Regions from separate parts of the Homo sapiens genome. Here regions 1, 2 and 3 are each linked to region 4. The links are chromatin loops, found by intact Hi-C in ENCODE. Cell type or tissue: Calu3. All regions are shown on one strand.

Region 1 (8,000 bases), 230 kb before region 4:
CAATAACCATTGTCCATGGATATTTTCAGGACTAGAGATAAAAGTTTAGTTCTGTATCAATTTAGTGTGAGGAACAAAACACTTATTCACATGAGTTCTGTTATATTAAAGTTAAAAGGGCTTTGCATGGCTCAATACTAGTTCAAATGAAAGAAAAGACACATCCTTAACATCTCTGTGAAGATAGTTTGACAAAAACTTGTGTGTTAGTCCATTCTTCCATAGCTATAAAGAAATACCTGAGGCTGGGTACTTTATAAAGAAAAGAGGTTGAACTGCCTCACAGTTCTGCAGGCTGTACAGGAGGCATGGTGCTGGCATCTGATTCTGATGAGAACTCAGGAAGCTTACAATCATGGCGGAAGCCAAAGGGGGAGCCAATGTGTCACATGGCGAGAGGCAGGAGGAAAGAGGGGAGGGAGGTTCCACATACTTCTAAACAACCTGCTCTCATGTGAACTCAGGATGAGAATTCACTTACCACCAAGAGGATGCCACTAGACCATTCATTAGGGATCTACCCCCATGATCCAAACACCTCCCAAGGCCTCACCTCCAACTCTGGAGATTACAGTTCAACATGAGATTTGGAAGGAACAAAAATCTAAACCTTATCAACTTGTAAGAAGCATCTTCACGTGATAGCTAAGACCATAGACTCTCTAGCCATGTGGGCTCAGCTTGGAATCCTGTCCCTGTCCCTGTCCCTTGTAAATTATATGGCATTAGGGAAATCAAATAAATTCAGTCCCAGTTTTCTCGTTAGCACAATAAAGAAAATAGAGGATTGAATGAGATCATATGTTGAAAACATAGCAAATATTCAACTACATTGGTTATCAGTAAGGTAACCAATATTTGTGGAACACCTGCTATGTACAGGCATTTTGCTATGACTAATAAATGTATGGTGACAAATTTTCTGTATATAAGCAATATACAGACAGTAGTTTTACTGCTGAAGAAACTTAACTCTGTAAAATAAGAAACACAAGCTGCCATATTTGCAGTGAATTATAAACCCGTGCTAAACACGGTACACACAAGTCAATATTATGGACTTTTAAATAAAATATTACCAAATGAATTAGATATTGTTTCAATATTAAATGTAAAATATAGAAATTATAAATATTACTTCCAGTTAGTCTGAGAAATTTGGATATTTTTATGTATTTTTGATATTTGTACATCAAATTAGGACTTATAATTGAAAGTGTTATTAGTGAAGAAATTCCTGAAAACTTCCTTCTTATCCATATTAGTCTGTCCTATGTTTTTGATTGTTTGTTTCCTTGAGGCCAAGGATTTGTGTTTTGTTTGTCCGTGTATACTCCAGTGTGTCCAGCACAATGCTCTTATCTGCTTTATCTCTGAAAGTGGAGGTTAGGTGAGGTAAATTGAATTGCTGTAAACTGAAAGCTTCTTTCAGCACTGCTTCTTCCTATAGCATCCTGGAGGTAGCTGGAGCTGAATGTCTCAGATAGCTATTTTTCATTATGATATTAAAATGACTGCTAGATTGGCACAAAGAAATGAATGTGTCTTGACACATTAGGGAATTAGGGAATTCCCTAATTAATGTGATTTGCCAAGGCTCACACTGTTAAAGTCAAGATGTCCATCTAAGATTTCTGGCTCAATTCCAGAGCATTCAGTTTCATAGCCTGCTGTTTTCTCTGTATGAATAATTATGATTTTTAATTGAAGTGCACATCAGCTTTTATGTACTGGTTTGGCCACTGACATGTCAGGTGTATGATAACTCTTCACATGAACCTGACTTCTTCACCTCATAAATTATGTTCCAAGATGAAATTTAAAAGACTTTTCTTGACTGCCACCTTGTGGTAGATTTTTCAAAGTAAAAAAATTTAGTCGAAGAAATATATGTACAGGTTTCCAACAATGTTAAAAAGAGAGAATTAAACTGCCAGTAATTTATGTATAAATAGAAGAAAGTTTTACAGTGAGGTTAACAAAAATCTTTAAAAATCTTCCCTGATTTAAAATAAGCATTTAAAAGAAACATCTCTTTTTTCTTTATTATTCGAAACATTAAATGGGAAAAAAACAGAAAAAATATTGCCTCATCTATGTAAAATATATATGATATCATCAAATTAATCCAAAACCTTTCCCTGATTCACTGGCTACTTTCTAAAAACTTTAAAATTAGATTTAGTTGTTGAATAATTATCAATTTAACAAGAAATTACATGTATTATAAGAAAAGTTACCCTATATAATCAACTTTTAAAAGTATGTATTTATAATTAACTACATGATACATAGTTTATTAACTATTTTATTACTTTTAAATTGAAATTATCAGTTGACAAAAATATAATTTTCTTAGAGCACTTGCAATACGTATGTACTTGTTTTTTCTTGTCTGGATGACCATGGGTAATCTGCTCCCTGTGAATATATCTAGTATGTGTCTAAAACTAAATTAATTACTTGACTGAGAAAAGGCTCTGAGTGTCCTCAGAAGAAATCAGATCATTCGATTAGGACTTATAATTGAAAGACCAAGATAATTGCTACAATCCAATAACACAGAGTGAAAGAGGAAAGATGGTTAACCACAAGGCCATCAATCATACTGATGGAAGGACGTTGGCAAATGATTGCTAATGCTTCCAATTCATAAACCAGGTAAACTATTCAAAGGTAAAGTTAAGCAGTATTTGGTTGTAAGAACTCTACTATCTAATGTATTAATTAACTATTTTCATAGACTACCTGTAAAGAGTGTCAGGATGAGAGTTGCTGGTTTTATAGAACAACTTCAGAAATCCTGCCGCAAACCTGATTTCACATTTGAAGAGTGGTTAAAGTCAACATAAGACTGAATGGGGCACCACTGAGAGTTAGACAGTCCACTAAACCTCATCATATACAGCGATTCCCAAAAAAGGCAAAGGCACACTTGGGAGCTTTGACATCGGGACCAAAGGCAGAGCTGGTTTCATTTTCTATTGGTCAAGAAAATAGCCCTTGTTGTAATTCAAGCTCTCTAAATGGAAATTATAATTATTTGTCCTTCAGCTAGAAAACATCCTACATATAATGCAGATCTCTTACTGCAAAAAAAAAAAATTAATTTGAGGTCAAAAATCCCTAAGGAGAAACAGTCAAAAAGGTCAGCCTGAGGTAATTTACTCCCAATCCAATTCTATTTCAATAACTCCACGATGGGTATATTCTTATGAATGCTCACAGGTATTCCCTTTTATCATTAATTCTGGGTATTATATTTTATACCTGCTACCAAATTAGATAGCTTTTCATTACATTGCTTTTAAAATCATTTGCCATGGTGTGGTCTTTTTTCTAAGAAAACAATGCAAAGCTAACACAAGAAGAAACCCTCATTTGAATGACCACTATTTTTTTTTTTACTATTATTGAACATGTGTCTTTCATTAGGTCTGGTCCAACTATCTCAAAGTTTATGCTTTAATGACTTTATGAAATCACTATGGAAAACACTTATGCCTTTGAGGTGGTCCCACTTTCTTAATGAGAGGAATATATTTAAATTGTCTGAGAGCTTTGTTTGCTCTCCTAGCTTGCTGCCATAGGATATGTGAGACTAGAAACTCTATCAAAAATTGTCTTAATTTACTTGCTAACATTCACTCTCTTGCTAGGAATAATTTTGATTAGTAAGAAAAGTGCTTCCTCATTGACTCTTTCACTGGCAAATAATACATTGCATTTGTGTCTTTCTTTACTGAGCCTAGGAGCCTTTAGATTCATTATCCAATTAATCCTCCTAACATTGCTGTAAAGTGAGAATAAGGAGTAAATTCCCATTCTACATGTAGGGAGATTAAATGACTTATACTATGTCACCGAGCCAGTAAAAAGCAGAGTTAAGAAAACTGCTTAAGGCTTGCTTTTATTGCAATATTAGGTCATTATTTCTCATATTACAAGAACTTCTTCAGAGATAACTGGTACTAGGAGTTGAGAACTGAACAGGTTTCCTCATATTTAATTGTAACAGTGTTCTCTGAAATGGCCTTTTGAAATTATAGCTGAGAATATAAATGCATTTATATTGGTGAAACATACTGTATTGTGTCCTAATAATATACTGAAGAAAATTACATTTGTTTTTTTTTTTGGTTATATAAGCTAGTTAGTATTCATTAATAAGCGATAATATTAAGATTCATTAATAAGTGAATATGGAGCTCAGTGCAGCTTTTCTTTTTCCCTTTCATTTATTATTAACAAACTCATTTAAGCTGCCCCCTTTATCCTATGAGGATTATGCAGCTCAATATCACATTTATTTGATTATTTTAATCATGCATTTTTAAAGAGATTTTGATATTTATACAGAATTAATTCAAGAAGCAGCATTATTTTATTTCTATTATTTTTACTTTTAAATAAAATTTAATTCAACCTGTAAAAAAGGTAAAATAATAAATATTTAATATCGTGCATGCTTCTTCATTTCTCACCTTTCCTTGCTGTATAAGAAAACTAAGAAAATTACTATTTGCATGATATATTTGACTCTGCATTTGACTACAACCCAAAAGACAAAATGCCAGAAATCCCAGAAGCATAGAATTCCTGCAGGATTTCAAGTCCGAGTCTACAGTCCAAGGAAGACTAGAGAGATTCAGATAAACTTTAATTGTACACTTGAACTTTAGCATCTTCAGAACAGATTTGGATATTTGAAATTTTCTTTTTGTAAGTCAGAAGATATTAGATCTGAAGGAGTCTTTTAAAATGTCTTTGAATTTTCTCTTTGTGTAAACAACTTTAGGAATAATTGAAAGTTGAAGGTCCAAGGTCACCTGAAATAAAATAAGCTGTGTCCTACTCACTCTAGTGGGTTGATGCCACCTTATGGAAGTTGAGGCTCACTACATCACATGTTGTAAAAGCCACAAAAGCTGAAGTTCCAGGAGAAGGGCTTCTAAATAAAATTTAGTCAATATAAAAGCATTTCAATGGATAAACAAAAGGCAGGAGATTAAATATAAAATTCTATTATAATATTTTATTTCATATTTTACATTGCATATTATTAGTCAGATATATGATAAGGTTCATTTCCCTTTGGTAATGTTAAGAGAGTTGTTTTTTAAAGCAAATATGCAGGTATATTGCCAATGTTCAGAAAAAAATTATTTAATTCCTATGTTATTCTGTTTCTTGTTTCTGCTTTTATTATTTTATTTTACCCTTGGTTTCTTCATTCCAAGAAGAAACTGGATAAGTTACTTAAAAGTGGCTAGAGCTAGAGTAAACACATCTATTTTAAAATTATACTATTATGCTAATACTCAGACTAGGCAGAAAAACTCATCCAGGGGACAATTCCCTAGTAAAAATCCCTTTGTAAGCCTGTTGAGGAGCATGAACACAGGGGTTGAAAGTTTCTACTAATCATATTAAGGAAGGAGTTGGGAAGAATTAGGAAGACAGCTGTAGCTTTTAGTAAAAGTGGGAAAAATGACTTTACAAAGGATGAAGCAAACAAGATGAGCTGGTCCCCAGTGTGTAGATAGGAAATGGGATCGTTTAATTTAGAGATATGCTTGGACCCAACCAGGCTTTATGAACATCAGACAGGGTCTTGAAAGGAGCTTATTTCCAAATTAATTCAAAGAGAGTTTTAATTTGAACATATAATGAAATATAAAATTCAGTGTCTTGGACACATTTGGTAAGTTGTACATTATTTGAGAACTCTAAAACCTATAATCCTTTATTGATCAAAACACTGTTCAATGACTCCCAGACCTAGTTGCTCATCAGAATCACCTGGGCCTCCTTTGTACATGATGCTTTTCTGACCGGGCTGTCTTCCTATTACCTGACTCTACGCATCAACTCAGATAAGTGTCATCAGTCGCTGGAATCTGCCTAGAATCCTAGCTCCGGGTATTTGGATATATCTTATAAAATTTATTCTCATCATTGTCCTTTTGTCAGCCGAAAGAATTTCATATCACTTCTCGAATTTCTTTAAATGTACCCCCTAGCCCTACTTTGTGGAAGCATTTGTCAGAAAATATTAAGAGAAAGCATCTATGAGTCTGTCATACCATAGTCAAAGTTGAGATACCTCAGAATAATTTTCTTGTAGCTACATGTACACCTCAAGGTTGCTATTCTGCTTATCCTCAGTAGCTTCAAAGGGAGTCAATCAGGGGATCAATACCAACATCCTCAACGACAACGGAACCCCATTTAGCAATACAGAACATCAAGTTGTCTTTCCACTCATGTGAGGCTACAGCTGAATTTGCCATTTTCTTCATGTCTATGTCGTCAGAGTGTAAGGTTCAAATGAACATTATATTTCTCAGTTCCTTTTATCATCTATTTCTGCTTATTATTTTCCATGTTATTTTTCCTTGACTTAACACCTTCATCTTTATCTCTATAAGCTGCGAAGCTAACTTATTTTATTAAGTCTCACATTTTTTCCTATGTGATAATTATCATTCATTTTACTCTCTCATTTCTTCTACAGATGCAGGATAATCAGTTAACTATCAGGGTTACTTTATTCTTTGAGAGTACCCATGTAAATATTGTTTATTTATTTTTCACTGGCAGTATAATTTTGGTGGTCCAGCCAGTGTGGTCACCATTATCAACTCAGATGGTGAAAAGATCTTCAGCAGAGAACTCTCAGACAAAATTTCAAAGATAATTGTGCTTGCAAAGTGTGATCACAAAGGTAATCAGAAATCAACACAAAAGTATATAATATTGAAGATGTCTGCCTTAGCTTACAGATCCTTTACCAAAGCTTTGAAGCCAGTCTCTGCAACAAACTCCACATTACCAATTGTTTTTGGTACTGCTTGTGTACACCAGCATCAATCACAATGATGTCTACAATGTTAACCATTATCCAACTAAGACAGTATGTTGTGTTTTCTTAGTGGCTTCTGGAAAGGTCTTAAAAGCAATTTACTTTAGAAAATTTATTTTTTTCAATAAAAATTGAATAATGTGAGATATAAGCTGAGCAATCTTTTCTGGAAGGTGAAGTTTTTTGTCTCCTCCTTTTCATGGCATGCATTCTGTTAGGAAAATGTGGATGGTGCTGGAAAGTGGGTAGTTGCAAGAAAAATAAATTAATAGACTACTGAGGAAAGACTATAAGAGATACCTGTGGTTTATACCTGAGGTTGGCAAGCTTTCACTGTAAAGAGCCAGATAGGAAATATTTTATGTTGTAAGGGCCATATGGGCTCTGTAGCAACTGCTTAACGCTGCCATTGTCTCATGAAAGTACTCATAGGCAGTATGCAAACAAATAAGCATAGCTGTGTTCCAATAAACATCACCAAAACATGTGGCAAGCCAGATTTGGCTGATGGACTACAGTTTGCCAACCCCTACCTTAGATTAGAATGTTTGATGCAATTATGTAACAAAAACAGAACAAGAGTCATGGGCTCAAGACCTATTTCTGACACTAGGTGTGTAGTAGAGAAACATTTTTCCTAGCTAGCAAAATTTATCATCTGTAAAATGAAAGGATTAAACTTACTTTTCCTAAACTTGCTCTCTGCTCTAAAATTACGAGTTTATTCTGTGTTCATTTACCTCTTCTTTCATATATAAGAAAAACTTGGCTTGTGTTTTTTTAAAAAGGCAATACAAATCATTCAAAGAATCATTTTAATTATTTAAATTTTTTTGAAATGATTGCTTTCTCTGGTAGGAGGAGAGTAAGGAAACTCTTACTGCAAGTGTATAAAATGTTTTCTTTGTTTTTATTCTGTGTGAGTCATCAGAATTTATTATGACTCCCATAAGAAATTTCAACAGAGAGCAAGACACGCAGAGCTATGGTGGGGAATATTGGACTGATGGGGTTAAAACATTTGTTTTTTTACTAGATCCTTTTGAATTTAGAGGAATGAACATCTTTTCTTTGCTTATACAAAGACACTCCTTTCACTTCCACTATCAATGTTGACTAAAATCCTCATTTTGGA
Region 2 (8,000 bases), 530 kb before region 4:
CTACTGGACAATAATGACTGTACTAAAGTCATACTCCTTAAATTATTAAGTGATGCACCTATAGTCTCTCAAAAAATACCTTATACTGATGATAAAGTGCCATTTAAGATGAACTCATAATAATTGTTATTAACACAAGCGTGATACATACTATTAGAATATTAAATATTTAATGAATAAATAAATATTAAATTACATATTTAGGGCATTGGTAAAATATTTTAATGAATTATAATATGTAGTGCTAAAATTTCTGGCACTGTGCCAAATGGCTAAAGTTTTACTATTTAAGATATACAACCTTCCTGAAACAATTGCCAGTTCTCAGTGAATGACTCTTAAAATAATTTGGTGCAAGGAAAAAATTAACTCCCTCTGCAGACCAGTAACACGCTCTGAAATTGAATCAGTAAAAAATAGTCTACCAAAAAAGGCCTAGGACAAGCAGGATTCATAGCTGAATTCTAGCAGATATATGAAGAAGAGCTGGTCCCTTTTCTACGAAATCTATTCCAAAAAATTGATGAGCAGAGACTACTCCTCAGCTCATCCTATGAGGCCAGCATCATACTGATACCAAAGTCTGGCAGAGACACAACAACAACAACAAAAAGTTCATGCCAATATTTTTTATGAACATTGATGCAAAAAATCCTCAACAAAATGCTGGCAAACTGACTCCAGCAGCACCTCATGAAGCTAATCCACCACAACCACTTAGACTTTATCCCTTCAATACAAGGTTAGTTTAACATGTGCAACTCAGCAAATGTGATTTATCACATAAAACTAAAGAAAAAATCCACATGATTATTTCAATAGATGCACAAAATGCTTTCAATGAAATTCAACACTGCTTCATGTTAAAAACTCTCAATAAGCTAGTTATTAAAAGAACATACCTCAAAATCGTAAGAGCCATCTATGACACACCCACAGCCAACATACTGAAGGACAAAAGCTGGAAGCATTCCCCTTGAAAACCAGCACAAAACAAGGATGCCCTCTCTCACAACTTCTATTCAACATAGTATTAGAAGCCCTGGCCAGAAAAATTAGGCAAGACAGAATACAACAACAATCAGAATAAAATAAAGAGCACCCAAATAGAAAGGGAGGAAGTCAAGCTATCCCGGTTTGCAGATGACATGACCCTATATTTAGAAAATCCTATAGTCTCAGCCCAAAAGGTCCTTAAGCTGATAAACAACTAAAACAAAGTCTCAGGATAAAAAATTAACGTGCAAAAATTATTGGCACTCCTATAAACCAACAGTCAAACTGAAGGAATGCAATCCCATTCACAATTGCCACACAAAAAATAAAATACCTCATATATTAGAGTTTTTTAGAGAAAGAGAACTAACATATATACATAGAGAGAGAGTTTATTAAGGAGTATTCAACTCACATGATCACAAGGTCAAACAATAGGTCATCCGCAAGCTGAGGAGCAAGGAAACCAGTCTGAGTCCCAAAGCTGAAGAACTTGAAGTCCAATGTTTGAGGGCAGGAAGCATCCAGCACAGGGGAAAATATGTAGCCTGGAAGGCTAAGCCAGTCTAGTTTTTTCACGTTCTTCTGCCTGCTTTATATTCTAGCCTTGCTGGCAGCTGATTATGCCCACCCAGATTAAGGGTGGGTCTGCCTTTCCTAGCCCACTGACTCAAATGTTAATCTCCTTTGGCAACACCCTCACAGACACACCCAGTATCAATACTGTGCATCCTTCAATCCAATTAAGTTGACACGCAGCCTTAATCATCACAAGTCGACCCCTTGTCAACTTGAACCCATACACATCTCCTGAGATCGGACATAATCTTCAAATAAAGACAATAATAAGGTCAAAATTATGCCTAATGTAATACAACTATCCTTTGTACAACTGGAAATGCACCAATCCCCAAGCCAAATGCTATTACATAGAGTTAATAACACTTAAATGCTGATATGAAGTCAATAAATCTTATGTCACATGATGAAGGAAAAAGGAAATACAATGAGGTATTTTCTTAGTACAAGTGTATACATGCACAAACATGTTTTTAACAAAAGAAGGAGGAAATACTCATGACAATTACAGTCCCCGTTTCTGCATTTGGTCATGTGGTCATAGCTAGTATTGATGACTACCTTCCTCTACTACCCCTTCTGTATTCCCTTTTTCTTCAGCAAGCACCTCAGCAGGTTGTGGGTTTTTTTCCTGGTAGAGTGACCTAAACCTTCATTCCTGAAGGGCCTGGGTCATTTATAGCCCTGCCTGGACTGAGCTGTTGCAGTTCCCCATTGACCTTAACCACAGGGCATGGCAATACTAAGAGACACCCCAAGGGATCTACTGTATTCCATGCATAGTCTTCCATACCTTTATTGTGGAATCATAGACTGATTTCATCTTGATAGTGTGGTCAATCACCCCAACCAACACCGTAACTCCCTTCTTAGCCTGTTGACTTAAGGGTAGGAGAAGCCCAAAGGGTAAAAGTTATTTTCCTTCAGCACTTTAAACATGTCATGTCACTCTCTACTGACCTGTAAGGTTTCCACTGGAAAGTCTGCTTTTATTTGTTTCTTTCCTCTTGCTGCTTTTAGAATTCTTTCTTTAATCTTGACCTTTGGGAGTTTTATTATTACATGCCTTGAGGTAGTCTTCTTTGGGTTAAATCGGCTTGGTGTTCTATAACCTTCTTGTACTTAGATTTAGATCTTTCTCTTCTTTCCTTTGTCTCCTCTGACTGTATTTTCAAATAGCCTGTCTTTAAGCTCACTAATTCTTCCCTCTCCTTGAGTAATTCTGCTATTAAGGGACCCTGCTGTATCCTTCAGTATGTCAATTGCATTTTTCAACTCTAGAATTTATTATTCTTTTTAATTATTTAAGTTTATTTGTTACATTTATCTGATAGGACTTTGAATCACTTCTCTGTGTTATCTTAAATTTCTTTGAGTTTCTTCAAAATAGCCATTTTGAGTTCTCTGTCTGAGAAGTCACATATCTCTGTCTCTCTGAGATTGGTCCCTGGTGCCTTATTTAGTTCATTTGGTGAGGTGATGTTTTCCTGGATGATCTTGATGCTTGTGGATATTTGTTGATATCCGGGCATTGTAAAGTTAGGTCTGTATTGTAGTCTTCACAGTCTGGGCATGTTTATGCCTGTCGTTGGTATGGCTTTCCAGGTATTTGAAGAGACTTAGATGTTGTGATGTAAGTTTTTGGTCACTGCAGCTGTACCTGCATTAGGGGGCGCCCCAAGCCCAGTAACACTTTGGCTCATGCAGACTCATATAGGTATGGTCTTAATGGTCTCGGACAAGTTCCAGAAGAACACTCTGGATTACCAGGCAAAGACCCTTTTTCCCTTTCCTTACTCTCTCCCAAACAAAAGAGTCTCTCTCTCTCTCTCTCTCTCTGTCTGCTGAGGTGCCCAGAGCTCTGGGAGGTGTGACACAAGCACCCGTGTGGCTATCACACTTGGAACTGTACTGCATCAGACCTGAAGCCAGCACAGCACTGGGTCTCACCCAAGGCTCACTATAACCAATACCTAGCTACCTCCTAGGAGTGCTTAAGGCCCCAGGGCTCTACCGTCTACAGATGGCAAAGCTAGCTCGACTTGTGTCCTTCCCTTCATGGCAGTAAGTTCCCTCAGTCCCTGGATGAGACCAAAGATTTCACCCAGGAGCCGGGGCCTGGAGTCAGAAATCTTAGAAATCTACATCTTTTCCACTTCTGCTGAGCTGGCACCCAGAGGAGAACAAGTTTTTCCCACTCTTTCTTCCCCTTGCCTCAGGCAGAGGAGTCTCTTCCCATGTCAACCATTACCACAGGCCCACAGTGGGTACTGCCAGGCAACCACCAGTGCTCACAGTGTTCACTTAAGGCCCAAGGGCTTCTCAGTCAGCTTATGGTGAATGCTGTCCAGCCTGGAACTCGCCCTTTAGAGCAGTGGGCTCCCCTCTAGCCCAGAGTAGGTCCAGAAATCACATCAAAGAACCAAGGCCTGGAATTTGGGACCCCAAGTGCCCACCTGGCACTCTATCCACGTGGCTGAGCTGGTGCCTAAGCTGCAAAGACAAAGTCACCTTTACTCTTCCCTTTGCTTTTCTCAAGCAAAAGGAATTTTTGCTTATAGCCACCACAGATGTGAATGTGCTGGGTCACTCCTGAAGCCATCACATCTAAGATTCATACCTAAGGCCTATGATATGTACTACCTGGCTACTGCTGCTGATTATTCAGAGTCTGAAGGGAAGGACACAAGTCGAGCTCACTTTGCCATCTGTAGACGGTAGAGCCCTGGGGCCTTAAGCGCTCCTAGGAGGTAGCTAGGTATTGGTTATAGTGAGCCTTGGGTGAGACTCAGTGCTGTGCTGGCTTCAGGTCTGAAGCAGCACAGTTCCAAGTGTGGTAGCCACACGGGTGCTTGTGTCATACCTCCCAGAGCTCCGGGCAGCTCAGCAGACAGAGAGAGAGAGAGAGAGAGAGAGACTCTTTTGTATGGGAGAGAGTAAGGAAAGGGAAAAAGAGTCTTTGCCTGGTAATCCAGAGTATTCTTCCGGAGCTTAGACTTCAGTCAGCAAGTGATGAATCCTGCCAGGACTGGATTTCCCTTCAAGGCAGTGGGTTCCCTTCTGGCTCAGGGTGTATCTAGAAATGTTGTATAGTAGCTATGGCCTAGAATGGGGGCCTCATGACTCTGCCTGGTGCCCTATCCTACTGTGGCTGAGCTGGTATCCAAGTTGCAAGATAAAGTCCTCTTTACTCTCCCATCTCCTCTCCTCAAGCAAAGGGAAGAGGTCTCTTTCAGAGATGCAAGCAGTGCTGCCTGGTGTTGGCGATGGAGCAGATGGCAAAGCTAGCTAGGCTCATGTCCTTCCCTTATAGGCAGCGAGCACTGATTTAGTCACCGTGGCTTGTGTCTTACTAGACTGTGTGCCTCCCAAGGCCACTGACTTAGAGCCCAGTACAGCAATAGGACTTGCATAAAAATTGCTGTCCTTGTGTCCTAGACTGCTGTTCAAGTTTATTTAGGACCTCAATGCACTTTAGCCCTTGGTGGTAAGGCTTGCTGAAACTCAGGTTCCAGCCACTGGGATGGGCAGTTCTTCTCTGGTTTGTCTAAATGCTCCCTCTGTGGGCATCAGTGGAGCTCTGCTCAGTGTTGGCAGCACTGTGTTCCAATGCAAAGCGCCATAATTGCTGTGCTCTCCCTCCACCAAGTGTACAGATTATCTCTTCAAGACAGGTGACTGCTGCTGAGGAATGGAAGATGGATGGCATCAGAATTCAAGACTCTTTTACCCAACCTCTTTAGTTCCTCTTTCAGCAATATGAAGTTAAAATCAGATACTGTGATCACTCACCTGCTTTTTTTAATTCCTATGAAGGTGCGTTTTTGTGTAGATAGCTGTTAAATTGGTGTTCCTGTGGGGAGGATGATTGGAGAACCCTTCCATTCAGGTATCTTGCTCTACCTCTACCTCTCTCTAAGATACATTTTTTTTGTATTCAACATATAATTGGTTTTATTCTTTTCATTCATTTTGACGATGTCTTCATTGGTGTACTTAGACAAGTAATATTTAAGTTGACTAATTATATATTATAATTAATACCTACCATGTTTATAATCTTTCTAAATTTTGCATTTCCTTTGTTTCTCTCCCTTCCATCTATTTCTGTTCTTTCTGGTTTTAATTGATTGTTTTATGTGATTTGATACTAGCTGATGTCTGAGGATACACATTACACTTAGAATGTATCGAATTCCTTTATACATCCCTTGTGATATTGTTGTCAGTCATTTCATTTATCCATGTGCTATAATCACCAAATACATTGTTACTATTATTACATTAAACAAGCAATTATCTTCAAGATAATAAGAGACATATAAGATTTTTTATTCTTAAAAAAAACTCCATTTATTCCTTCTCTTACACTCTTCCTTTCCTTAGACCCAAGAAAATAGCAGTTCCCTTCTGCTCAAATAATTTTGTTTATTATTTCCTGTGGGAGGTATGGCATGGTGGCAATAAATTCCTTCAATTTTTGTTTAGAAAATAAAGAAATCTTTATTATTTATTTTGAAGAATAATTTTGATGCATATATAATTCTAGGTGATTTTTTTTTCTCTTAGCATCACTCTCTTCTTGCTTGAATATTTATGAATAGAAGTGCAATGTAATTCTTCCCCATGCTCCTGTATAGGTAAGATGTATTTTTGTTTGTTAATTTGTTTGTTTCTCTTGTGGTTTCTTTCATGATATTCCTTTTGTCTTCGCTTTTCTCCACAGTTGTTTATTTGTAACATTCTTAGGTTAGTTTGTTTTGCTTGTTTTTGTTTGTTTCTTTGTTATTGTCCTGCTAATTGTTTTCTGAGCTTTGTGGAACTATGGTTTGTTGTTTGTCATTAATTTTGAAAATTTTTCAGCCATTATTTTTCCAAATATATTTTTCTACTTTGTTCTCTCACTTTTTTGCTTTTGCATTCCACTTATGTATATATTATAACTTTGGAAATTGTCCCACAGCTCTGAGATGTTTGTTGTTTTTCATTCTCTTTTCTCTTTGTATTTCATTTTCTGAAGTTTCTATTGTCCCTTCTTTTATGTCACTGTTTATTTCCTCTGCCATGTCATCTTCTGACAGGTTCATTGAAGACATTCTTTATTTTGGTTATAGTGTTCATTCCAGCATTTCTTTTCGACTATTTCTTAGAGTTTTTATCTCTCTGCTTATATTATCTATTTTTGCATGTTATCTAGTTTTTCCATTAGTGTCCTTAACATATTAACCATAGTTATTTTAAATGACTTGTATGATAATTTGAATGTCTGTATCATATATCTGTCTGGTTTTGATGATTGCTTTACCTTTTCAAAATGTGTTTTCCTTGCTTTGAAACATGTCTTATAATGTGGTGGTGTTGAAATCTGCCAATGTTGTGGAATAGGAAAAATAGGACTTCAGTGTGAGATCCCATGTTTATCTGGCTAAGAATCAGTCTCTGTTCAAAATTTGGTGGAGCTACTGGTGCCAGAGGCTCCAAATTCTGCTGTCTTTGTTTTTGTCTCACTTTGACTTTGGACTTTATAAGTACTCCTCTTCCGCGAGTCTATTTCTTGCACAGCATTGTTCACAATGGGTACTCTTTCCTTCCCCAGAAACAGTTATAGATCATCTTTTTCATTGCTTCACTCTGAGAATATGGTGGGATTCCTAGAGATTAAATCCACAAAAGTCTAACTTTGAGTTTCTCATTCTCAAGTTAAAATCCATACACAGCCAGGAGCAACTTGTCGAAAATTACCATTTAAGTTTTCCTACCAGTTTATTGTCTTAGCAGCTGCTGCTCAAGGTAAGCAAATCTCTGCTGTATCTCTGATTCAATATATTTCTACAGATTTTGGTGTGATGGTTTGCTTTATTAAATGCAAGTAGAGTCAGTAATATTGTCTGTCTATCTGGTTTTATCTTTATGTTTTTGTAATGACAGAAATGATGACTGCCACTCTCTGTACATGTCAGACCTGGGAATAAAAGCCCACTTCATAGATTTTAATTTTCTTATTTTTAGGACAGAATGTGGTTATAAATTATAGTTTTAAAAAACTCATTTTAGTCATGGCCTAATACACTTCATTTAAAATATTTTTATGTATGAAGATTTTAAAATATTTTTGAAAATATATTTGATAAAATTTTTTTTCTTAATATAACAGTTGTCAGTTGATCCTGGTTCCTGATTATCTTATGGTTAAGTTAAATGGTAATAGAGTGCATATTTCCCATTGAGTTGAAGTATTCAGGGTATTTAGAAGTATTTAGAGGACATATAGACTCACACGGTTTACTTTTTCTTCCAAATCTGTAAGCAGATAGGAAGGTTCTCCAGGGATTACAGAAATTTGGTCAAGTTGAGCAACAGCCTGTTTAGTCTCCTGACATTCAGCCTGTTTTTCCCTAAATCCTATATGGAATACAGTCACCTTG
Region 3 (8,000 bases), 710 kb before region 4:
ACTTATTATCTACTGGTTTTCATCATTTCTATTTAAAAACAGATACCATTATTATTCCTGCTCATTTGAAGATAATGGATCTATTTTTCTCTGATTGCTTTTAACCATTTTCTATTTGTTTGAATATCAGTAATTTTACTAGAGTTTGCCTCAGTTTGATCTTTTTGTATTAATTCTTCCTGTTTTTGTAGTTTCGTTTTATTTCAATATTAGATCTTGAACAGTGTCTTCAAATAGAATTTACTGCCTCCTTTTTTTTCCTCTTCTTCTGGGACTCCAATTGGAATCCTATAATTCTTCATTCTGTCCCATGAATATTTTATATTCTTCCCTATATTTTATTCATTTTCACTTCATGTATTCGTCTGTGTGTGTATATATATATACACACACACATATATACTGACTTATCTTTCATTCCATTAATATTTTATTCAGCTGTGTCTAGTAATAACTCCTCATGAGTCTCAGTTGAAATCCTGGAGTATTTTCCAGGGCTCTTCCTCTTAGTTAGGACCTAAATAACATTTTTTTTCTCTCTCTTTCAGTACTGTAAGACTGCCCTGCTATCAATTTAGCTTCTTAGTTCTCACTTTCAGCTTGCTTGCCTAGCTTCTCACACCCTGCAGATTAGACATTAAGAACCACTATGCAAGCAAAGAATCACATGGTGTCAGGTCCACCTTTTCTGTTGATGCCTTGGCTCTGAGATCTTCATATTTTAATTCCAAGCTATTGTGGTAGCCTTGAACTCTTAATTTTTGTTTCCACAGTTCTGAGCCACTTCAAAAAGCTCTGAGCCTCTCCATTTTACTTGGCTTATGGGCCCTGTGCTACTGACAAGCTGGCAAATGCCTCCAGAACAGAACTGGCAAACAGGGCTGAAGTCCTTTCATTTTGTTTTTCTTCTTTGGGGAATTTAAGGCTTTGAAGTCCTGACTGCCTAAGTTGCTTTCCAATATCTTCAAACAGCAGTTTTCATTTTTATTCCAGGTTTTATGTTTTCTCATGTTGAGAAATGTCTGATATAAGCTATTCTACCATAACCAGAAAATGAAATCCCTGTAGTTTCCAATTGAGTTTTTAAAAGGTGAGTGGAAATAATCAACAATGACACTCAATTTAAGAGAAACATTTTTAACATTATGGTATATACAACTAACTCTGCAGAGCTTCAGGAAAATAAAAACATGTGCTTTTGTGACACATATCGCTTTTATAATTAACAATAAGGCTTATGTTCTGCTGTACGGATAAAATCATTATAATGTGTAATGAGGAAAGGATACACATCACTAGAATAAATCAATGTTTTTTAAAATTCCTAAATCTATTTAAAGAGTTCAATAGTTTCAGTGACCTAAGTTTATTGATAAGCTAATTGCCATCTTGATGTGATCAAGTAAGATATATTTTTTAAATGCCATCAAACACTGATATTTCCATGTAATATTCCCTCAATTATGTTATGGTCTTTGCTTTCTCATAATATTTGATTAGGTCTTTGTATTTCAGATTCACCCTTCACCCCGCGATGCTTAAGCTTACCTCAGCTAAAATCAGAAACACTGTGACATGCTTTGCTCATTCTGGATGAATATAGGTAAGTTTTTGCCTTTATATTTCAACCTTTAGTTTGCATTTTGCTGATAGCTTGCACTCTGCAAGATGGTACAATTTTTTTATTTATTCTGCTGAGAGGCACATTGTATGAAAATGGATAAGGTTCAAGCATCAAGTCTCGTTTTGTTATTCTAATCCTAGCAAGATCCCCCTTTAACTTCTTAGAGAAATGCCAGTTTGAGGGGTCAACATTATAAGGCTCATTTCCTTTTGGTATGGCATAGTCCAAAACAACAATTATTGCCAATCTTCTTCAGCGATGCAAATTTAGTGCTGAATATATATTTTAAATTAGTGAAAATAGAAATTACCATAATTTCTATTACTTGAGCTATGTGACCCATGTAAAATAGTTTTCTATAAAAATAATACTTATTTGATGAGCTTTTATTTATTTTGTAAGCTTATCAGCAGGGAGTTTTAAAATCTATTTAAACTTACACTAAAATAAGTATGTTAATATGGATATTAAATCATATGGTTAAAAATTCAAAATATATTAAAAGAAGTCTTGAAATTAGGGATGTTGGAAAGTTAAGGATGTGTTTGAGCCAGTCACAGTGGCTCACATCTATAATCACAGGAAAGATTGGAAGATCATTTGAAGCTAGTTGAAAACCATCCTGGACAATATAGCAAGAGCCTATCTCAAAAAAAAAAAAAAAAATAGCTAAGTGTGGTAGTACATGTCTGTAGCCTTGGGAGGCTGAGGCAGGAGGATTCCTTGAGCCCAGGAGTTCAAGGCTGCAGTGAGCTATGATAGATGGCACCACCACACTCCAGCCTGGGCAAAAGAACAAGATCCTATCTTTAAAATAATTAAAAAATAGCATTTGACTTTCATGTTTTATACACCAAGATTTATAGTAGGCCTGGATGACAGAGAAAACCTTATCTCTAAATAAAAAGAATGAGTTTGTAGTTTGTAATATCACTTAAATGAGTAGACCTATACAAAAGGAAAAGAGGATGTGTATAATCATTTAATAAAAATATTGAAGCTATTTATTTGAAAAATATAAAAATTAGAGTAGTTATAAGTTATATAATTGGAGTAGTTATAAGTTATATAAGATGAAATATGAAAGATGCATGAGGTTTCTATGAGATTGTGAAATGCCTGTCAAAAACCTTAACTTCGACACTATTTTCTTCATTGTTCAGTCCAGAAAGGAAAAATGGATTTCCTCCTGGATACTTAGGAGAAAAATTGCTTTAAGAAAATATATCCTGGATATAATTTTGACAAATTGATTCTCTAAGCGATAAATCTTTGTTATTTAAAATACTAGCATGCCTCAACAAAGTTGAAGTAGGTCAGAATAACATCAATTTCTTGTATTTCTTAATACATAATACTTTCCAATTAATACATATTTTCACCTACAATATTTTATTCTTATGGCAATCATGTGCTATATTAAAATTGCGATTTTATAGGTCACTTTTATTGCCTAACATTACATGGACAATAGAGAGCACAGTCTAGACCTGAATCCATATTAACTAGCTTATTTTGCACTTCATCACAATTAACACAATTAACTAAAAGCTAATTGAAGCCTGAACATCCACAGTTTGGGAACTGGACAATGAGTATGTGTGTGTGTGTGTGTGTGTGTGTGTGTGTGTACACACACACATATATATACACATATATATATACACATACACATATGTATACATATGTATATATACACACATACACATATGTATACATACGTATATATACACACAGACACATATGTATACATATGTATATATACACATATGTATACATATGTATATATACACACAGACACATATGTATACATATGTATATATACACATATGTATTTATATGAACTTTGATGCATACGATTATAGAGTGATCATGAATAGTTTTCTTCTTTGCAGCCCCATATGACCTTCCTCTTATAATAATTCCTATATATGTTATCTTACATGGCTAATTCTGTTCTCAAGTGGAGGGCAGAGCAGGGACTACTAACCTACATGTTGATATGGAGGATCAACATGCTTCCAAGCACCTGTTTACATTTTCATTCTCTACTCCACTTCCTTTCCCATATATAAATTTATTTAGATGAAAATAAAACTATTTTATAGTAAGAGATAAGTCTTTACAATTCTGGTAGACTACAACAGCTTTGGTTGTCTTGTTTGCCATATGGAAATTATGTTCCTAGAGCACATTTTTAATTCCTGAGTCCTTTACTTAAAATCTTTATCATCTCAATTGTCTATTAAATAAGATCTATCACATTATTTAGAGGTCCTCAAAAAGCAAATAGCAATGTAACAGCAAATGGGGACTTTTTAGTCACTCCCTTCCATTTCCTCCTGTTGCTTTGACCATGGTTTTCCCTCTGTATGACACATCCAACTGCATGTTATGTCATATGTGTTCCATGAACCATCTCTCCACTCGTATCACCTTCTCTGACCTACTTTTAGATTTTTTTTTATAATACTTATCACCTAATGTGACAAATACATTTTCACATGTAACTGCCTTGGGATCATGAATAATTGTCCTTATGCATTTATTACTCTCTGCCAGTTAAGGATTTATTGGCTCTCACTTCTAAATTCAAAATTTTTGCTTGCTCTATAAACATGAATCTTTGTACTTTAAATATTTTTGCTTTACAAGCTGAAAATGATGTTGAGATTTATCAGTAGAGGGTGCTGGAGAGACATTGCAGAAGGAAAGAGTTTTGCCTTCTCATTCCAGTGTCCTCTCCTAGCAGCCTCCTACAGTATATACAGTTTCTCTCGCACCTGGCAGGTGCAGTGCTTGCAGCTTCTCCAGTTCCCATCTGCTGCAGTACATAAAAGCCAGCAGCACTCAAGGGCCAACAGCTTCTACCTCACATCCTCTTCTGGAGTGGTTTTGGAGTAGAATGTTTCCAGTGTGATACCTTCTAGGAAATAACTTTCCCCTCTATCCTAGTGGGTTGATACGGGCAAGCTCAAGATAATAGCTTCAGCAAGTTTTGCATTATCTGCCACTCATTTCTTTGCCATTAACTTAGCCATAGCTGTGTCCTCCCATATGGTCTGTATTTTCTTGGGTGCTCTATTTTAGCCATAGAAACAGTGGCTATTCTTTTATATACTCTATCAATATTCTTTAGTGTTTCTCTACTTCTTACAAGGCTATGCCTCATTACTTCAACTCCTTTGTATAGCTAATATTTCTTCACAATAAACTTTTCTTGTTCAAATTACTGGGTGGTTTCTCTGTCATGATTGGACTCAGACTGATGTGATCCCTTAACCATCAATATTCTAAGAATACTTGCTGATTACATTGATTTTACTTAATTCATAATACAGTATAAATGATTCAACTCAAGGCTCTTCTCATAGAGTTCATTTAGGTGAAAGTGACTAAGGAAAATAAAATTACTGAATATTTTCCACTGGTGGACAGGGGTTGTAAGGGGGACAGCACATAAATAACAGAATATGTGTAACATGAGAGTCTCTCAAATTAAAATGACAAATTTAACAATGTTTACTCTGGTAGCTCTTTCAAAGATGATAATTCTTACTTATGGTAGCGAATGGGTAATTTCTACTTATTTGTCAGGTGAATATGTACTTTTTATCCAGTTAACCATTACAATATTCCTGACCATTAAAGATATTGTCAAGGTAGGATTTTGATCAGATGAGAAGTTTTATATATATATTTGAAATTTAAAATTTAAAATCTCAAATCAAATTTAACTCTTCAGTAAAAATTTGACTTAATTTTTTACACATGCTGTTGGTGCATTATTAATTCTGGCTGAATGTGCCGTAATTCATCATGAAAGAATTACTTGGAGACATAAAAAATGCATTAAAGAGCAGCTGCTATATTGCTGAAAGCAATGCATCAGGGCACACACATGTTAGTATGAAATATAGAACTGATTAATTGTATATTCTTGTTATAGTAATTTCATAATGTTATGATAATTGCCATCAATTCAAGAGCAGACTGTGGGATTTCCTTTATGCAATAAACTTTTCAATATAAGCAAACAATAATTAAGTTATTAACAGATATTTCATTTATTGCAGTTTGGGAAATCTCAAATTATAAGTAATATATTAAAGTTACCAATACTAGTAAAAGCCCAAGTCCACCTCTCACGATTTAAGTAAATTATGTGAAAATAATTGAAGGACCAAAGGTTTCGATATTTTAAATATCTTAATATTTGAATCATTTTACTTTTAAAATTTTATTATATCTACATAACTGTTATTACATATAATTAATTCTCATTTTGCAGATTGTACTTTCATGGTACTGCTCAAATGCTGTCTCTAATGATAAAAAATGATGGCTATGTGAATAATGAATGTAACTGAAGGCAATTCTGTGAAATATTCTTGACCATCCTGTATTTACTGGATAATTTTTTAAGTGAAAATTTGAAGAATGAGAAAAAAACTCATGATAAAGTAAAACAGCATGAACTTTCTTATTACTCAATATTTAACAAATATGTGTCTGTTTCTTACTTTGTTCCAGGTACCATGCCAGGATTATGTGGTAATAAAAATAAAAATTGCTCCCTAATTCAAATAACTTTAAGTCAAACAGATTACAATATAGAAACTTATGTTACCCATGAATTTACTGGAGATACTACTAATTAAAATCCTCAATTTGTTTAGTAAATTACCTATAGATTAATATTTTATTAGCATTTAGTTTAATTAACTATTTTAGATGCTGGCAAAATATGATTCCACTTAACTAGCCAAACTAAAATGTAAGGAGAGACTCATTATCCTTATCTGATAAAAAAAAATTATGTTTATGTTAGCCAAGGTAATTAATAACTGGAAGATAGCTCACAAGTTAAATTTAAGAGCTAAGGATTATATTTAGATATTTAGTTATTCCGACATTACACCAATGGTCCTTTTACTGGGTAAAATTTACTGGGTAGTTACACTACCTCAATTCTCTTTAAATTTTCAGGCATGATTCCTGTAATTGTTTCTCTCTCTTGATTTCATATAACTTCTAGTAGAGTATGAAACAATAAAAATTTTGAGATTTTGGTTCAAAGTTTAATCATTCATTATTTTTTAGAACAGTGTTATTTTTCTTCCTTCTTTTCTTTGATTCAATAAATACTAATTAATATTTAACCTTTTACCCATTACTCATGCCCTCTTTAACAATAATAACATCAAATTTGCACCCTGAGATGGGATGGGGTGATTCACGTGTCAAAGGAAAACTGAAAATTTTGAGCCATGGATACCTTTACCTAGGTTTTGAAGGATGGAGCTGCCTGGAGACTGAAGCATGAGATCCAGGAAGAGGGCTGCTACAAAAGTGGAAGCACTGCAGAAAAACCACAGTCGGGTAATGCTTAGTGGAACCGTGGGGGTGGGGCCACCCTCAGAACTCCACACTGATGGAGCCACTTGGAAGCAACTCCATCCATTTTAGGAGGACTGAAGGCAATTGACTCCAACCTATGAAAGTGTGGCACGGGCTGAGACCAGCAACGTCATGGGTGTGGGGCTGCCTAGAGTCATGGGGACCCAATCCCTACTCCAGCATGTCCAAAAGGTGAGACACTTAGTCAAAGATTATTCTAGAGTCTTAATAGTTATTTTTTTCCCCTATTAAGTTTTAGACTTACTTGGAACCTACTATTCCTGTCAGCTTTTATATTTCTCCCTTTTGGAATGAAAAGGTCTATCCTATGCCTATCCTACCATTGTATTTTGAAAATGTATAAATTGTTTGATTTCACAGACCCACAGCTGGAAGAAAATTTGACTCAGACTAAATTGTATTGAGTTTCACTCATATTTGATTTTGATGATATTCAGATGAGAATGGACTTTAAATTTTTGAGTTAATGCTAAAATGAGGTAATATTTCTGGGGCTACTGGGATGAAATGAATTTATTTTGCATGTGAGAATGACATGAATTTTGGGGGGAAGGAGAGAAATGCTCTGATCTAGATGTTGTGTCCATTCAAATTTATATGTAAAAGCCTAACCCCAGGGTGATGATTTAAGCAGTGGGGCTTTTGGGAGGTGATTAGGTAATAAGGACTCCATGCTCATGAATGGAATTAGTGCCCTTATAAAAGAGGCCTGAGGGAGCTTATTGACTCTTTTTGCCATGTGAGGACACAGCTGGAAGGCATCATCTTTGCAGCAAAAAGTAAGCCCTTACTAGACACCGAATCTACTGGTACCTTATCTTGGATGCTCTAGCCTCCAGAACTCTGAGCAGTCAATTTCTGTTTAGAAATTACCCAGTCTAAGATATTTTGTTATACCAGCAAGAATGGACTGAGATAGGAGCATAATGGGTAATTAGCTTAAGATTCGGTTACT
Region 4 (8,000 bases):
CCACACTCTCATCTCTTTGTAATGTGTTCTGAATTTTCTCTAGGTCCACGTGACATGAATGACAATATTCATTTAAAAATTATATTGGTGCCTTTAAAATTTCACCTCTTATTTCCCCACAACATCTCCATGTTTAGTAGAATTCATCAGTGAACATTCTGAGCCTGGTGTTTTCTGTTTTGGAAGGTTATTAATCATGAGTTAAATGTATTTAATAGATACAGGCCTGTTGAAATTATCCATTTATTTTTGAATTTTGGTACAGTGTATCTTTTTTAAAAATTGGTTAATTTCATCTCTGTTATCAAATTTGTGGGCATAGAGTTGTTCATAATATTCATTTAACATCTTTTTAATATTCATGGAAACAGTACTGATGGCTCTTCTTTCACTTCCCATATTAGTAATGTGTCTTCTCTCCTTTTCCCTAGTTAATCTGGCTAGATGCTTATTAAACTTAATGATCTTTTCAAAGAAGCAGTGTTTACTTTTATTGATTTTCTCTATAGATTTTCTGTTTTCAATTTTATAAATTTCTGTCCTAATTTTTATTTTGTAATTTCTTATACTTTGGAATTATATGGCTCTCCTCCTTTTGAGATGGAAGTTTATATTATTAATTTTAGACTTTTCTTTTTTATTTTTTTCTAATACAGTGTTCATCTATTTCTCCTTGTAGTTCTGGTTTTGTTGTTGTTGTTGTTTTTCTGAGATGGAATCTTGCTCTGTGGCTCAGACTGGGGTACAGTGGTACGATCTTGTCTAACTGCAACCTCCACCTCCCGGGTTTAAGCAATTTTCCCAACTCAGCCTCCCGAGTAGCTGGAATTACAGGTGCGTGCCACCACGCTCAGCTAATTTTTGTATTTTTAGTAGAGATGGGGTTTCACCGTGTTGGCCAGGCTGGTCTTGAACTCTTGACCTTGTAATCTGCCCACCTCGGTCTCCTAAAGTGCTGGGATTGCAGGCGTGTGCTGACTTGCCCGGAAGTTCTATCTGTTTTTGCCTCAGGTATTTTGACAATCTGTTGTTTGGTGCATACTCATTAAGGATTGTTGTATCTTCTGGGATAATTGACCTCATTATTATTACATAATGCCCCTTTTCATTCTTGAACATTTTTCTTGTTTGCTTTGTCTGAAATTAATACAGCTACTCTAGCTTTCTTTTGATTAGTGATAGCATAGCATAGTTCATCTTTCTCCCTTTACTTTTTAAGATCTATGTGTTTTTATATTTCAAGTGGGTTTCTTGTAGATTACAAATAGCTGGGTTGTGGTTTTTTTAAACCCATTCTTATAGTCTATTTTAATTAGTATTTAGGCTATTTATCTTTAAAATGGTTATTAATATAGTTGAATAAATATCTACCGTATTTGATACTGTTTTCTATTCATTGTCTTTGTTGTTTTTCTCTGTTTTGTCTTCCGCTTTCTTCTTCTTTGGTTTTCATTGATCATTTTACATACTTTTATTTTCTCTCCTCTCTTAGTATATCAATTACACTTTTTTTAAAAAATATTTTTAGTGGTTGCTTCAGTTTGTGGCACTTTTACAGTAAACAAAATCCTCCTCAAAATAACACTATAACACTACATGATAGCTATTAAATGTTACCTGTCCCAGGGCTCAATCATCGTCTGTCTCCTTGTACGTTTTATCTGTATGGTCTCTCTGGTGATCTCATTCAGTCACATGGCTTTCAACATCATCTCTCTGCCATTGATACCCAATTGTATATATTTATATCTTTATCCCTATCTGTCTATGCCTCACACACATACATTGAAATAGAGACTTATTTAAGCATCTCAAAATTAACTTATTTTGAATTTTAACTTTTGTCCTAACCCTGCATCTCAGCTAGTCTATCATATTTCGTTAGTGGCTTCAACATTATTTTAATTGCACAGCCACAAAGCCCACTGAGCTGGTGACTCAGGCAGTTGACTGCCCTTTTTCTCTTCCCTCTTCTGCTAGCAAATTCATTACTAAATCCTATCTGGGATTTCACACTTGATGTTCCCTAGAACACTCATTTCTCAGTTATACCCAGGGCAGTGACCTTTTCATCAGTAAAGTCTTTGTTCAGATGAAGCTTCTTCATACATTTCTTTTTGACTACCCAATCTACAATAGCCTTGCCAATGCTGGCCTGTGCCATATTCACAGAGCCTAGGATAGTAGGTTTTCAGGACCCATCTATTAGTAAATGAATGTTTTCTTTTAGAGAAAAATGCGTATCAAGTTTCTATAGCTCTGCATCAATGCCATCTACTATATGTACATTAACTAAAACAACGATTAAAATCTAAAATTGATTTAAGTAGCCTTTCTCATACAGAAAGGTATATATATATATATAAAAGCTATATATTTTTCAAGATTCACTAATATACTATTTTATTAAATGTTAAAATTTTTAAGAACTATATTTTCATTTTTTCTTTAAATTTAAATTGCTTTTATTTCAAGGCTTGCATTTGGTTTCTACTTATGTGCTTCTTATACTTAGCTCTATGTGCTAATGGTCTAGCAGTGAATAAAATGGGCAAAAGCCTTGCCTTCCTGGAAGTCAGTAAGATGGGAGTAAAATAGGAGATTGTGGTTTTCTAGAAGTCAAGTGAAAAAAGTGTTTCCAGAGAGAATGATCAACTGTCAAATTTCCTTACAGGTCAATTCATATGAAGTCTGAGAACTGAAGATTGGATGCAGTTAATTGGAGAAATACTTTCAAATGGGTACAGTCCAAACTTTGAAGTAATATAAATCCACATTTGAAAATTCCATATACCTCTATTTAAACTGTTTGTGCTCACTAAACCTGAAATTTTTAAGACTATAAAATAAAAATAGGCTGGGCGGAGTGGCTCACGCCTGTAATCCCAGCAATATGGGAGGCCGGGACAGGTGGATCACCTGAGGTCAGGAGTTTGAAAACAGCCTGGCCAATATGGTGAAATTCCATCTCTAATAAAAATACCAAAAGAAAAAAATAAAATTAGCTAGATGTGGTGGTGTGCAACTGTAATCCCAGCTATCCGGAGGCTGAGACAGGAGAATTGCTTAAAACTGGGAAGCAGAGTTTGCAGTGAGCTGAGATTGTGCCACTGCACTCCAGCGTGGGTGACAGAGCAAGGCTCTGTCTCTAAATAAAATAATAATAATAATAAAATAAATACTTTTTACTTCATAGATTTATTCAAGGAGTCAAAGGTGATTATGAATTTAAAGCTTAGTGAGTTAGCACATGGTAGGCACTGAATAAATATTGCATTTTATCAGTTACTAAATTAGAATATGGACACACTTTTAAAATTGAAAGTTTTTAAAAATTTTTATTTTAACTTAACAGTAATAAGAACTGCAAAGCAGATCACTGACAATACATTTATTTTGTTAATTGCTGCTTCATGGACCAACTAAAAGTCTATCCCTTCAACAAGTGATACTGCTTTTAAATTCTGTGGAGAACTTGGGCCTGAGTGTTTTAATATTTGTGTATTGAATTTATTAGTATTTTTCTGTATTGGCTTTATTCATTGTTCTTCTTTTATGCACCATTGTTTATTTCTTTGCATCATGTTTCTTACAATAGCTGGTTTTCCACAAGAAGATCAAAAGATCATTTTCTAAGTAATCATATCAAACATGTAATTACTGATTGTAAGTACATAAAACTAAATTTAATTTTAGATTTTGTATGGTCAATAAGGATATGACTGACTCTCAAATATTTCATGTTTTTCAGTTATAATTATTGCAACCCATCAAATATTTAAATGCTTTAACAAAGTTTATCTAAACATATTTAATGCTTACATATTTATAGAGTTGAAGAAGTATCTGAAAATTGAGAAAGAGTTAAAGACAATTTGGCCTATGGTTTTCCAGTGAACATTTTTATTCAGTTTTTTAAAAAACCAACAAACATACAAAAGCCATGTAATTTAATTTGGTTCTTTTATTTCTGAAATAGTTATATTACTGTACCACACATTATGTTAGAGACAGAGGCATCTCCACTGAAAAGGAACTGCTTTGTACAGTTGCTTATGATGAACAGTGTTTGTAATAACACAAAGATAGGTAAAACACCCATGTTTTCTAGAATGTATTTTGATCCAGAGCCATAAAGGCCTGATACTAGATGGAAATAGAAACAAAGAGACAGCTTTCTCTATAACCATGTTTTCTTCTCGTCCTGAAGGGCAATGGCTCCTCCCTATGGACAGAGAAACAGTTGAAATAAAGATCAGCTTATTTTTCAGATATGTTATAAACCAGCTATGCTAATATCAATATCAGCATAGGGAAGGTTGGGGAATATTCTACTACAGTCATTAGATTGTGCTATATATTAATTACCAAAGGAAGGAAAATATAAATCTTTTCTATGAACAATTTGAACATATGCATTAATTAAACAGGAAACAAGACAGTGTTTTGCCAAATTTGAAAGTGACATAATTGAGACTTAAAAAAGTTAGTTTCATGAAAATTGTCCACTGCATTTAGTTAAGGATAACAAAAATCCCACAAAACGTGGGCCAATTAAAGCAAAACCACTTCCTTTCCAATTTGGCAGCTTCTTGAATGTTTAGCAAGCTATGAAGGATCATTTTAGTTTATACAGATGAGAGGAGGATGCATGTGTGATTCAGAGTCTTTTTCACACAAATAAGCAATTATTTTGGACTTGGGAACTTTGTTAGCTTTGTTTGAGATGCTTGTGAAGTCATAGTCGTTTTTACTAACATCTGCTATTTCCATTTATACTCCTCAAAGACATAGTCATATGTAGAAATCAAGGAATTCAGCAAGAAGATTAAAAAAATTTTAAATGTGATTCGTTTTCTTTAAGGCAAAACTCTTTTTTGAATTTTTAAAATAGATATCATTTATTATTATTATGGTTTTTCACTAGTAATAAAAATCAGCTTTGATGTTATTCTCTTTTGTTGCCTTGGTTCGTGTTATGTTTCTATATTTGCAGAATAATCTTTAAATCCTATCATATGCTATATATAGACTGGAATATAAATTATTTTTATTTCTAATATATGAAAACAATTGTCTTAAAAGGTTTCAAATCGATTCTTAAAAAAATTTCTCTTAAACAGCCACTCTTTTATATTGTAGCTGCCCTAATTGCAAGCCCAATATAACACAAATGTAGATAATTTCCAGAGCTTTATTGCTATACTTGCCTGTCTATTACCGTCCTGTAAGCTACTCCAGGATTATATTACCAACACTGATACAATATTCTGCTTTCCTCTAACATTATCACTTGTTAGTATTAGGCTTATTCCTATATATGTAAATTTTACATTTTATATGAATTTTACTTGGAGACCTCTAACTACATGTTTCCAGATAAGGCCAGAGACTGCATAATCAACATATTTGGATAGTAATATTCACACTTGTGATACAATTTGTGTCAAAATCAGGTTTATTTCCACATTCAGCAAATATGTATTGAAGGTATCACAATGGATTCTCATTAATGTTAGGGGGAACATATTGAAGACAAAAAATATGTGGAAGAAACTAAGAAATAGACAGGTAATCCTCATTATTTAGGGGTTTCATTTTTGTGAATTTGCCTATTCATTAAAATCTATTTGTAGATCCAAATCAATACCCAAGGCTTTCACTGTCATTTGGATCATGTGCATGTTGCTTGTGATGAAAAATTTTAGTTGACCAATGCACATGATCCTGGCTGAGGTTGAATAAGGCATTGCTTTGCCATCTTATTTCAGCTTTCATATGGTAGAACATGCCCTTTTAAAATGTTCATTTAGTACCATGTTACTCTCATTTTGTTTGCCTTTTCTTGGTGATTTTACTGTCTAACGTGATAAAATAACCCCCAAGCTTAGTGTTGTAGTGTTGTCTAAGGTTCCTAAGTGTCGAAACAGCTCTGATGTGCCTTAGGAAAAAATACCTGTGTGAGGTAAATGTCATTCAGTCACGAAGTATAGTGTTGTTATCCATGAATTCAGCATAATGAATCAACAATATATATTCAATAATGTGTCTTAAAACAGAAACATACATAAAACAAGATTACAACTTATTGGTTAAAGACAATGTTATGTACCAGAGGCTTCCAGAAACCTAACTCTCAATTTCGTCTTTATTTCACAAAGAAGCAATGATTCAATTATTGCTAATTCAGTGTTCACGGTGACTTTAGAGAACATAATTACCATGAATAATGAAAATCGACTTTACATACAATTTTTCACAGTGAAGCACACTGTAAGACTTCTGTGAAGTTTAAAAGAAGCACTACTCCTAAAATAGGTTCATAAAAAATGTTTTTGGTGCAAGTAAGTTTTGAGCTTGGTCTTCTTGGAAGTGTGAACAGGTAGAGTGAAGACAACTGGAAAATAAGAAAATGGCAGAGGAAAAAGCAAAGAGGTGAGCTTAATCAAGAATGTGGGATGTTAATGGGTGGTCTAGATCCGGAGTCCCAGGAATGTGTTTGGATGAGTAGAGGGTCTAGTGATGAAAAACGCAAGCCATTAAGCTGAGGACTTTGACTTTACTTTAAGAGATAATATTATTTTGAAACCTTGAGTAAGATAAAACTTGTTTAGGTTTTAAATATATTTGTTGAGAATGTGTTAAATGCAATCATTGAAATATGTCTATGATATTCATAACAAATAAATCAGCTGATATTTATTCCAATTGTATTTATCAATTATAGACCCAGATAAATTAATATCTGTAATTTATACTCTGAAATGACTTTTTTTCTGATTGGTTAATAGATATTGATAAAGATTCTTTATAAACAATATATATTACTACCCCTATAATACTGATCCAAAAATTCAATATAAATAATTGAGTAAATATTAATACCCCAATTTTTTTAAATTAGTAATCTTTCTAAATTAAGTATCTTTCAAGCAAATATAAAATTAATATATGGGGAGATTATTTGGTTGACTTTTATTGAGAAAATTAAATATTTTTACTACATTGCAGGAGAGAGAAAACAAATGGCTGCAATTAGAAAATAACATTTGTTGTATTTCCTTTTGTTTTACTCAATTTGTGTGACTTAAATTAATTAATTCGTTAAAGATGTATGTTATTAATTTAAAACACACACACATTGTGTAGAAGCTATATCTCAGGACAAGCTGTGTTCCTCTGTGACTCATTATCAAAAGGCCCATCTGGAGACATGAAAAGAAAAATCTATTCCTTAAACTCCAATGAAAGCGTGATTATCTACTCTATGTGAAGAGAGATTTGGGAGGCTTTTTCTAAATGTGCACTTCAAAGATTGACGAATTGTCTATCCCACTGAAGAGCAGAAACAACACCGAGGGCATAGCAAAGTTAAATGAATTCCCATTACTAAAAGCAAACATATAAACATCTGTAATTCTAATGGCCATGATAAATCTCAGCAGTTGAAAAAGAAAAAAAAGAAAGTCCTAGTTGGCTTGATAATTGGATCAATTTTTCACTTATGGGCTGTCAATTACTTGACATTTTAATGCATGCCAAATACAGCTAAAAGTATTTTAATTAGAATAACGTTGCAAAAACAAACCCTACAGCTTTAATTGTGATTCTGATGCACAAAATGTGCATTTGAATACCTATTTACTGAGAAGGAGTTAATTAAAAGCATAGTTTTATATTGAATATGCACTGGGCAGAAAGAGAGGAAAAATAATTGGCAATTAGGAATATGTAAGAGTCCACTTTATAAAGCTTAGCAAGCTTGCTGAAAACTTTAAACAAGTTGAGAATTTCATTATTATTTTGAATAGTACCAGAAGTTGTAACAATTCAATATTCCCTGCATGGACATAGAATATCTATGGTTGTTAGTTTCAAAAGTTTTGATATTAATATGATATTAAGTTATATTTATATGGTTACTATGATAATTTATATTTATATTTAGGCTACCATTAGCAATCCATAAGACTGAATAAAACCTCCCTTTTCTCATTGAA

Evidence for each region. A loop is a pair of places that touch in the nucleus more often than their neighbours do. Peaks named below come from ENCODE experiments on the same cell type or tissue, not always from the same donor. Only the 100,000 strongest peaks of a DNase experiment are listed, where the experiment ranks them.
Region 1: a loop joins it to region 4, with 6 times the contacts of the local background. A loop is called at or near these places in 12 of 110 quality-filtered maps.
Region 2: it touches region 4 in a loop (18-fold over the local background); 7 of 110 quality-filtered maps call a loop at or near these places.
Region 3: a loop joins it to region 4, with 4 times the contacts of the local background. A loop is called at or near these places in 4 of 110 quality-filtered maps.

What each region holds. Positions count from the first base shown.
Region 1 is chr12:74,410,983-74,418,982 of GRCh38, forward strand. No RefSeq gene overlaps it. Among named protein-coding and RNA genes, the nearest start is that of LINC02882, 120 kb to the left of the region's middle. In Calu3, a CTCF peak has its summit at 1,574; a DNase peak (open chromatin) is centred at 4,889.
Region 2 is chr12:74,108,658-74,116,657 of GRCh38, forward strand. No RefSeq gene overlaps it. Among named protein-coding and RNA genes, the nearest start is that of LINC02394, 91 kb to the left of the region's middle. In Calu3, a CTCF peak has its summit at 3,262 (motif pointing right); a DNase peak (open chromatin) is centred at 3,244.
Region 3 is chr12:73,931,628-73,939,627 of GRCh38, forward strand. No RefSeq gene overlaps it. Among named protein-coding and RNA genes, the nearest start is that of LINC02394, 86 kb to the right of the region's middle. In Calu3, a CTCF peak has its summit at 4,324 (motif pointing right); no DNase peak of the experiment used is centred here.
Region 4 is chr12:74,642,856-74,650,855 of GRCh38, forward strand. No RefSeq gene overlaps it. Among named protein-coding and RNA genes, the nearest start is that of ATXN7L3B, 110 kb to the left of the region's middle. In Calu3, no CTCF peak of the experiment used is centred here; a DNase peak (open chromatin) is centred at 4,206.